Linked DNA regions of Homo sapiens: region 2 is linked to region 1. A link is an interaction called in ENCODE POLR2A ChIA-PET data of the cell type or tissue named here. Cell type or tissue: OCI-LY7. All regions are shown on one strand.

Evidence for each region. ChIA-PET counts read pairs that join two places held together with the same protein. Peaks named below come from ENCODE experiments on the same cell type or tissue, not always from the same donor. Only the 100,000 strongest peaks of a DNase experiment are listed, where the experiment ranks them.
Region 2: POLR2A ChIA-PET joins it to region 1 with 6 read pairs; 7 of 35 experiments call an interaction of 5 or more read pairs at or near these places.

Annotation. Positions count from the first base shown.
Region 1 is chr14:93,020,320-93,025,319 of GRCh38, forward strand. The region is part of intron 3 of ITPK1 (inositol-tetrakisphosphate 1-kinase); the gene reads right to left. Among named protein-coding and RNA genes, the nearest start is that of ITPK1-AS1, 45 kb to the right of the region's middle. In OCI-LY7, no CTCF peak of the experiment used is centred here; a DNase peak (open chromatin) is centred at 2,952.
Region 2 is chr14:93,101,719-93,106,718 of GRCh38, forward strand. The region is part of intron 2 of ITPK1 (inositol-tetrakisphosphate 1-kinase); the gene reads right to left. Among named protein-coding and RNA genes, the nearest start is that of ITPK1, 12 kb to the right of the region's middle. In OCI-LY7, CTCF peaks have their summits at 3,454 and 3,658; a DNase peak (open chromatin) is centred at 2,123; H3K4me3 peaks cover 685 bases.

The DNA of each region.
Region 1 (5,000 bases):
TCTGGAACTGGGGAGGGGTGGGCCAGGCAGACAGGCCTAGAAACCCATCTCCAATCCACTGCTTCTGAACAAGAGCAGGTCACTGAGCTGTGTGGTACCTCAGTTTCCCCAGTCATAAAATGAGGATGCTACTCACCCTTCCCTGCACCTCACAGGATTGTTATGAGTCCCAGAGCAAAAGTTCAATCCTCTTTCACATTTCTCAACTCACCTCAGCCCAAACAGGAAGAATTAGTGGCTCCCTTGTGTTGCCCACAGCCCCAGAACCCTTTGCACGTCGCTCCAGGATTGCACCGTAACCCCAGTTATGATGCTGATTCTTTAATCCACTGTCTCCTGCTCCTGCGCTGGGGGCTGCTCTTCCCCCACGGTATCATATAATCTTTCTGACCCAATTCCTCAATTTCTCAGTAACTGGTTTCCAATTACTCAGATAATGGGGAGGGCTGTGTGGCCACCGCCCTCTAGGAACCTCAGTTTCCTTGTCTTTAAAGCAAGAAGCCTCGCGATCCCAGCACTAGCACCCAGCTCTTGCACACTTGCTCGGTGCCAGGCTCTACTCTAAGCACTTCACATGCACTGAGTTGCTCAATTCTCACAATAGTCTGAGACGGGGACTCATGAGAGGCACAGGGTGGTTAAATAACATGTCACAGTCTCACAACTTCACACTCACTCTTAGCAGTACCTAGCCAGTGACACTCAATAAATGTCAGCTATTGTATTTCCCTATACTTACTATTCTTATTATTACTGACCAGTGGAAACTTCCGAAAAGTTTTGTCCCAACCAAGCTTGAGACAAAATGGCCCCAATAAAGGGTGAGAGGGCTGAAGTCTGACTTATTCCTCTGCCCTCTCCATGGATCTGAGAATCTGGGACAGAACTGCCATTGCCAAAGTTCAAAGGCCTTGCCAAGCAGAAGCAGGTCTCTCCAGAAGGGAAAGTCAGATCTGGGAACCTCATGGACAGACTTCCAGAAGGATGTTGGGGCCGGACATAGTGGCTTGTGCCTGTAATCCCAGCACTTTGGGAGGCCAGGTGGGCCGATCACTTGAGGTCAGGAGTTTAAGACCAGCCTGGCCAACATGGTGAAACCCTGTCTCTACCAAACAATACAAAAATTAGCCAGGTGTGGTGGTGTGCACCTGTAGTCCCAGCTACTTGGGAGGCTGAGGTGGGAGAATTGCTTGAACCCGGGAGGCGGAGGTTGCAGTGAGCCGAGATGATGCCACTGCACTCCAGCTTGGGCGACAGAATGAGACCCTGTCTCAAAAAAAAAAAGAAAAGAAAAAGAAAAAGAAACGAGCTTGGCCTCAGAGGACTCCATGCCAGTGGTGTGTTTTCAGTGGGTTTGATTCCAAAGGAAGACTGGAGAAGAGGAGATGGAGTCTTTTCCCTGGCAAGAACAACTCTCATTCTCAAAGGTGCTCCAGAGAGGTCAAGAGCTAAAGGTCATTTGGGGCTGCCACCAAGACCAGCAGGCTGGGACAAGGATGGTACTGGTCACCCTAGCAGCCTCTGCCCCAGGCTGGGGAGGGAAGCTGTTGAAAATGCTCTCTGACCCAATTCCCTGATTTCTGAGTAACTGGTTTCCAATTACTCGGATAATGGGAAGAAACGGCAAACTCGTGAAGGCATAAGAGTGGGTAACTTTTCTCCCTAGAAGATAAAGGGTCAAGACAACTAAATGGCCTGAGGATGGTGCTACCTTGCAGAGCCAAAGTTCTGGGAATTTACGAGCTGACATTAGACCCAGAAAAGCTACACCCATTCAGCAAGCACAGCTCCTTAAGAATAGGACTGACCCTGAGTTCTCAGGATGGGCCAGTCCTGTTCTGCGTTCCCAACACTGGGTGCTGGAAGGCCAGGTCCAAGAGCAGGCAAAGGATAAGCACACCCACTCCCAGGATGCTGGCCTAAGGAAATGATCAACAAGTGAAGGCCACTTCTGGCCTAGGGAGAGTCACTGACAACATATTGACAAGAGAAAAGACACAGAGAGCATGTGTGAAAACGGGGTGCTGGCTAATGCTGGGCATGCCACCACAAAGGGCTAGTCAAGAGCCACTGAGATGGTGTGGCTGGGCACAGTGGGGCACACTTGTAATCCCAGCTACTCATGGGGCTGAGGTGGGAGGATCATTTGAGCCCAGGAGTTTGAATCCACCCTGGCCAACATGGCAAGACCACATCTTTTTTTTTTTTTTTTTGAGACAGTCTCGGTCTACCGTCGAGGCTGGAGTACAGTGGCATGATCTCCACTCAGTGCAACCTCTGCCTCCCGGGTCCAAGTGATTCTCCTGCCTAGCTTCCCAAGTAGCTGGGATTACAAGCGTGCACCACCACACCCAGCTAATTTTTGTATTTTTAGTAGAGATGGGTTTCACTACTCATCTCTACCAGATGTTGGGCAGGCTGGTCTTGAACTCCTAAACTCAAGTGATTCACCTGCCTCAGCCTCCCAAAGTGCTGGGATTACAGGCGTGAGCCACTGTGCCTGGCCATATCTCTTAAAAAACAACAAAAACAAAAAAACAAAAACAAAGAAAAAAACAGTAACTGAGATGACAATGAAGAGGTCTTGATAGAGATAAGAGTAGGTGCTTGAATTACAACCACATGAACCAACATTTACTGTGGAAAAGGCTGATAAGAAAACCCAGAATATGAAAATAAAAGGACTGTGGGTATAGCAGCCCCTTTTCTGTTTTTGCTTGTTTGTTTGTTTGTTTTGTAGAGATGTGCTGGGTTTCACCATGTTTGGCCAGGCTGGTCTTGAACTCCTGATCTCATGTGATCTGCCCGCCTTGGCCTCCCAAAATGCTGGGATTACAGGTGTGAGCCACCGCACACGGCCTATCAGCCCCTTTTCTGGACACAAGGCAGGACTGCACTTCCTGATTCCCTGGTAAATGGGTGATCATGTGACTCGTTCTGGCCAATGAGCTGTGAGTGAAAACAGAACATGCCGTTTCCTGGGCAGAGCATGTAACTGCAGGAGTAAGGTCTCCAGAGCCCTCTCTCCCCTCTGGTGCAGGACCAGCAACCTTCCAGATGGGGCTGCTCAGTTTTAGATCTCTGAGTGAATAAGATGGACAGAGCCCCCAGCTGGCCCTGTGGACATGTGGCATGAGTGCGGAATAACCCACGGTTTTCAGCTAAGATTCTGAGGCTGTTGGTTAATACAGCACAACCAAATCTGTCCTCATAAAATAGCTGGTCCCCCTACCCCAAGCTTTTCTTTTTCATTTGTTGAAACAAAGGAAGGATGGAAGGGAAGGGAAAGGGAAGGGGAGAAAAGCAGATTAAGGCAAACAGGCCCCGACAGGTAACTGCAAGGTTGAGAACAGGATTTAGCTATGATTTTTTTCACATTGTAGTTTATTAGTATTTGGATGAGAGAGGAATGGGGATTTATCCTGTAAGGGGAAGATAACTTGTCAGAGCCCTTAGGAGCAAAAGGCAGGAGCCTTGATAGAGCCACATCACGACGTGGCTATTCCCCAGCATCCTAGGAAAGCTCACCCCTAGCAGTCCCCTCAACCTGCCAGATGAGTCCCTCGATCCCGTGCATCTTGGCCAAGGGGCTGCTTCATCTGTGTTATTGTTCACAGTGGCACCTGAGAGGCCAGAGTCAGAGCTGATAGGAGCTAACCCCTCCCCTCTGTTGCCAGGCACCAATCTAGTCCTGTCCTGGGGGGAAAGTACGAATCACAGGCTAGCAGAAAAAGAAAAAAAGGGAGCATAAAAGGGCTGGCAGGTCTGGATCCACAAGGTGGGGAGTCAGAAGCCACGTAACAAAGCCTGACCGCCCTGTGTGTGTTGCGGGGAGAGCGGAGAGGATCCCACACATGAACCTCCTGTTGCCAGGCCTGGAGGAAGGAACTCGCGGAATCCTCTTGCCCACAGCACTCCTCCATGGCTGGCCAGTGCTCTTCTTCCCAAGCCACCTCAAGCACAGAGGTGCTCCCTCCCCAGGCAGAAGGATGCCCAGGGGTTAGAGGGCAGGGGCTGAGCCTCCAGCTGTGCAGCCTGGGGAAGGGCACATCCCTCCCCTCCCCAAGCCTGCTTCCTCGCCTGTGGAGTGAGGGTAAAGAAATATCCTTCCTATAGTCGCGATGAGCACACAGCCAGGGCCAGCCATCGATTACCTCCCTCTGTGACTAGAGCTGACCATGCTGTACAGGTGTCAGCAAATAGGACTTTCTTCCTCACATGAGGCTGGATGTTCTCTGGCCTCAGCGGAGGCCTTTCTGGCCTTCTTTGGCTTTCCACCAGCATGATTCTGATAATCACCTCCACCAGAACTACCGGGACCCTTATATTCCAGGTGCTGCAGTGAGCAAATGACAGACCTAATCTCCTTAGCACATAATCTCCATGTCCTTAGGAGGCAGAGGCCACTGTCACCATTTTACACATGAAGCAAGGAAGTCAAGAGGCAAAACAACCGAACTGAGGCTGTATAACCAGCAAATCTCCCCCAACACCCCCAGGTCCCTGTGGCTCCGGGACACAGGCTCCTGAGCCTTCTGCCTTCATCAGGAAGGGGAGTGGGCCGACAACACAGCTGGCTAGACGTCCTTTCCTGATGTGCAGGGATTGAGGCTGGGGGGAGCTATCATGTGGTCCGAGATACAATCTGAGGGGGCCAGAGGCAGGGAAGCACCCACAAGCACAGCGTCAACAACCCAGACTTGCCCCAGTTCCAGGAGAACAGGACAATTCTGAAATCCTAGCTGGCAGGCCTCAAGTTTTCAACCACAACGCCATCTCCTGAGAGCCACCTGGGTCAGGAAGCGAGAACCTGTCCAGGGCTGGAATCAGGGTCTTTCCATCCTGCCGGCCACCGACACAGCACACCACTGTCAGCTTTGCAGAGTTCTCCAAGATGAAGGGCCTGGCACTGGCACCCCAACCCGGAAATCAAGAGCAGGAATGGAGGCTGTGGGGGCAAGCAGACAGTGGTAAGGCCTGCCTAGCGCCGCCCACGTTGC
Region 2 (5,000 bases), 81 kb after region 1:
GTGCGCTTGTGACTCCAGCTACTCGGAAGGCTGAGGCAGGAGAATCGCTTGAATCCAGGAGGTGGAGGTTGCAGTGACCTGAGATCGCGGCACTGTGCAAACTGATGTTTGAACCCCACCCCCAGGGTGATCGGCTATGAAACCCCGGGAAAGTCACTTACCCTCTCTGAGCCTCAGTCTCCACATACGGACTGACAGCTTCAAAGAGCCACATGTTAGCGCTCAGCACCATGTCAGGCATGAAGCTAGAGCTCCAGAGACAGGAGCCACTGCTGTTTCTGGAGCTAACTGTCCTTATACCACTTAACAATGCAGGGCAGGGTGACTCTGCAAGCTTAAGTGCATTTCTGGAGGGACTCCCCTGCCCCTAACCCTCCACACTACAGGCACCTCGTCAGCTCCCCCAAAAGAACGAGGCACATTCCTCACCAGGAGGGCTCCTCCTGATATGTAGACAAAGGTCAGAAGCTGGGGCCTGGACTGGCCTCTCCACAGCTACAGGCTTCCCCAGAGCAGCGAGAGGATGGGGCACCCAAATCTCCGCAAGCACAGGCCACGGCTTGGCTGCGCCCAGGTCAAGGTGATAAAAAGGGTGCTTGGGAGCTGACTGTGCAGGAAGCAAAACCTTTCTCCAACACGATCCCAATGCCGCGGGACACACCTTCCTGCAGGGAGGCGGCAAAGGCCTCTAGTGGCAAGGCCATAATTCCTTTTCTTTTCAAGGATCCCATGACGAATGTTAGGACTTTAAAATCTTAAAGAAAATAGGCTGGGCTGGGCGTGGTGGCTCACACCTGTAATCCCAACTCTTTGGGAGGCTGAGGTGGAAGGATCACCTGAGGTCCGAGAATCACTTAAACCTGGGAGGTGGAGGTTGCAGTGAGCCAAGATCACACCACTGCACTCCAACCTGGATGACAGAGCAAGACTAACAAAAAAGAAAAAGAAAATAGGCTGGCTAGGCACAGTGGCTCAAGCCTATAATCCCAACACTTCGGGAGGCTGAGACGGGCGATCGATCAAGCTCAGGAGTTACAGCCAAACCTGGCCAACACAGTGAAACCCTGTCTCTACAACAACGGCAAAAAAGACAGAAACAAGTCTGGGAGTGGTGGCTCATGCCTGTCATCCCAGCACTTTGGGAGGCCGAGGTGGGCGGATCACGAGGTCAGGAGATCGAGACCATCCTGGCTAACACGGTGAAACCCTGTCTCTACTAAAAATACAAAAAATTAGCCGGGCATGGTGGCAGGCGCCTGTAGTCCCAGCTACTCGGGAGGCTGAGGCAGAAGAATGGCATGAACCTGGGAGGCGGAGCTTGCAGTGAGCCAAGATCGCGCCACTGCACTCCAGCCTGGGCGACAAAGCAAGACTCCATCTCAAAAAAAAAAAAAAAAAAGAAAGAAAGAAAGAAAAAAAGAAAAATAGGGCCGGGCATGGTGGCTTACGCCTGTAATCCCAGCACTTTGGGAGGCTGAGACGGGCAGATCACGAGTTCAAGACCAGCCTGACCAACACAGTGAAACCCCATCTCTACTAAAAATACAAAAATTAGCCGGGCGTGGTGGCGCGTGCTTGTAATCCCAGCTACTCAGGAGGCTGAGGCAGGAGAATCGCTTGAACCCGGGAGGCAGAGGTTGCAGTGAGATTGCACCACTGCACTCCAGCCTGGGCAATAGAGCAAGACTCCGTCTCCATCTCAAAAAAAAAATAAGAAGAAGAAGAAACTCACGAGCCCAGGACCCTGAGAGGTACGTGACCCAGCACACTGTGGGCAAGAGCTCCCAGTGGTGAGACAACTGCCCTGAAGCTCTCCCTAAGACTGACCCTGGGGCTCCAGGAGACTGTGGTGCTCACTGCTGTATCAATCCCCAGAACCCAGGAGTGCCCAGCATACAGCAGGCACTCAGTAAGTATGTGGCATGTAAGTGCATAAAGGAATGAATGGGGTGTTTTTTAAAAAGAAGATGCCACGGCCCACCCCAGATTCATTCCAGGGGAGGGGGAGGCCTGGGAACCTGCACTAGGACAAGTACCCCAGGGTGGAGACCGGATGTTTCCTCACCTCCGCAGCCCAGCCCTTGACTGTTGGATGGAAACAGGGTGTGAGGCAGAAATGAAAGTGAAACTGCCACAGGAGGGTTCTCTCTGCACCCATCTACCATGCCCCGCCCTGCCCAGGAAGCAGCAAGCTGACCACTGGAGGATCCCCCAGAAAAAGATGGGTGGCAGCTCCCAGCAGAGATGTGTCAGAGGCCCCAGGCCCTGCCTTGGGCGGGTAGGAGGGCAGGTGAGGTGGCCTCTTGGGTGGAGGGGGAATCCTATCATTTGGCCCTAGGGCGGGTGCACTGCACCCACCTTACAGTTGGGAGGGCAGAGGCTCAGGACAAGTCTCATGCTCCAACTTCACTGCCATCTCCACCATGCACTATCCTCCTGGGCCCAACAACTGCACACAAAGGATGCTCAGAAAAGAACCCCTTGAGGCAGGGCGCGGTCGCTCACACTTGTAATCCCAGCATTTTGTGAGGCCAAGTTGAGCAGATCACCTGAGGTCAGGAGTTTGAGACTAGCCTGGCCAACATGGTGAAACCCCATCTTCTCCACTAAAAATACAAAAATTTGCTGGGTGTGATGGCGGGTGCCTGTAATCCCAGCTACTGGGGAGGCTGAGGTGGAGGTTGCAGTGAACAAAGATCACACCTTGCACTCCGGCCTGGGTGACAATAGCGAAACTCCATCTCAAAAAAAAAAAGAACAGAACTCCTTGATTTTCCTGACATCGATCGACGGCAGCTGGATGCTGTGTTGAAGACAAAGGCAACCTGGCGGAGTGGAAACAGCATGGTTTCAGGAGTCACCCATCCCTGAGGGTGAATCCAAGCTGTGCTGCTCACAGCACCTGGCCTCTCCCTGAGTCTCAGGGCCCTCATCTAGCAAATGGAGACCCCTCAGCCATCCTGGAGGGTAGTTATCCCATCTGCAATAGTGCCTGACCCCCATGGTAGGTTCTCAGGATCCTCTGAGATCTGGCATGAGCCATGAATGTACAAGGGGGCAGAGAGGAAGCAACACAGCCCTGCCAAAGCACAGCAGGCCGCCTGAACAAACCCAGAGTCCCAGTTTCTGGCTTGGGCTCCAAGAGCGCCCAGAGTGACCCCAGGCTAATAAGAATGGTTGCTGAGGAGTCCATGGGTTTGCAGCGTAAACTGCTGAGGAAAACGCCACAAGTGTCTATCTGGCCAGATCGGTCCCAGGAATGTCTCTTGTGCAAAACTAGCTCCTTTCTATACACTCCGGGCAAACCAGCAGCCAGAGGCAAGAAATCTGAAAAGGCTTCTTTTGAGAAGGAATTTGGCAAAAGGTAGCAACAGCAGGTAGAACTGGGCTGGGCTGACGACCTGGTGCCCCTGCCATGTCTCCCTCCTGCATGAGGGGGCTCCAGTGAGGCCTCAGGTGAACGGTGCCAGACTGGAGATTCCCACAGTGAGCTCAGGGTACAGAGACCCAGGAGCCAGCCTGGGAACCTCTGGCTCCAGCAAACCTCCTGGAGGGGACCTGCCCCTGAGAAGTCTGAAACACACTGCTTCAGCCTTGGCTAACTCGGTGCTTCCCCACGCCTGACAGTTTTGGGGTAAGGTCTTCTGAGGCACTTCATGAAATGACAGTGAGTAGTTTCCCATAAAAATCATCAGGGTACTTCACAAGGAGCTCCCCAGCCCCCTTCCCAGGAGAATCTTCATCTCACAGGGAAGGGAGACTTCAGGATGTGTACTTCTCCCTTCTCCCCAGTGCCCCTGGAGCTTTTTTTTTTTTTTTTTGGAGACGGAGTCTTGCTCTGTCACCAGGCTGGACTGCAGTGACGCAATCTCGGCTCACCACAACCTCCGCCTCCTGAGTTCAAGCGATTCTCCCACCTCAGCCTGCCGAGTAGTAGCTGGGATTACAGGCACCCACCACCACGCCTGGCTAATTTTTGTGGGGTTTTTTTTTTTTTTTTTTGAGACAGAGTTTCACTCATGTCACCCAGGCTGGAGTACAGTGGCGCGATCTCGGCTCACTGCAACATCCACCTCCCGGGTTCAAGCGTTTCTCCTGCCTCAGCCTCCCGAGCAGCTGGGATTACAGGTGCCAGTCACCACACCCAGCTGATTTTTTGTATTTTTAGTAGAGACTGGGTTTCACCATGTTGGCCAAGCTGGTCTTGAACTCCTGACCTCAGGTGATCCGCCCGCCTCAGCCTCCCAAAGTGCTGGGATTATAGGCGTGAGCCACCACGCCCATCCCCTGGTGTCTCTTTTGTTGGGCAAGTTTGGCAAACAAGTAACTTGGAGGAAGATCGATGACTGCCAAAGAGCACACAGGTCAGGCGCGGCTTCCCTCGGCTCCCTTGGGCACCTGAGACCTAACCTGATTCTTGAGAAAGGTCAGCTGACCCACCCACTACCACCCCATCCACCCCACCACCCCACAGCCCAGAGCGGCTCATTTCCAGAACACAAAGGCTGGACTGAACCAGACCCACGGGGAGCATTTTGTCTTCCTATCCCTGGCCCCGAGGGCATAACTGCAGCCTCCCTCGGATGGGAGGAAGGTCACACTGTCAGGAAACAAGGCTCTAGAAGGACACCCCGACACCTCCTTGAACCACCCTGTCTAAGGTGGAAACCGGCCTCAGTTCTGCCCAGAGCTGCCTGCCCTCCAATCCACATGGAACCCAGGGCTTATGGCAGAGGCTTATAAGGCTTATGGTAGAGGCCAGGGTGTGTGGCCTCTACAAAGTGGACACCGTCCACCCTGTGGGTCCTTTAGCTCCTGGAGAGAGCTCTAGGCCCCTCTTGCTGAATGTCGCCTCCTTAGAGAGGCCTTCTCTGACCACAGAGTGCTAAAGTGGCTGCAGCCACTGCGCCATAGTTCTCTCCTGTTTGCAGGTTTCCTGGCTCTAGTCACACCTTGCAGCATTTCCAGTGCATCTGAGAGCTGGTTTGCCTTCACCTCCT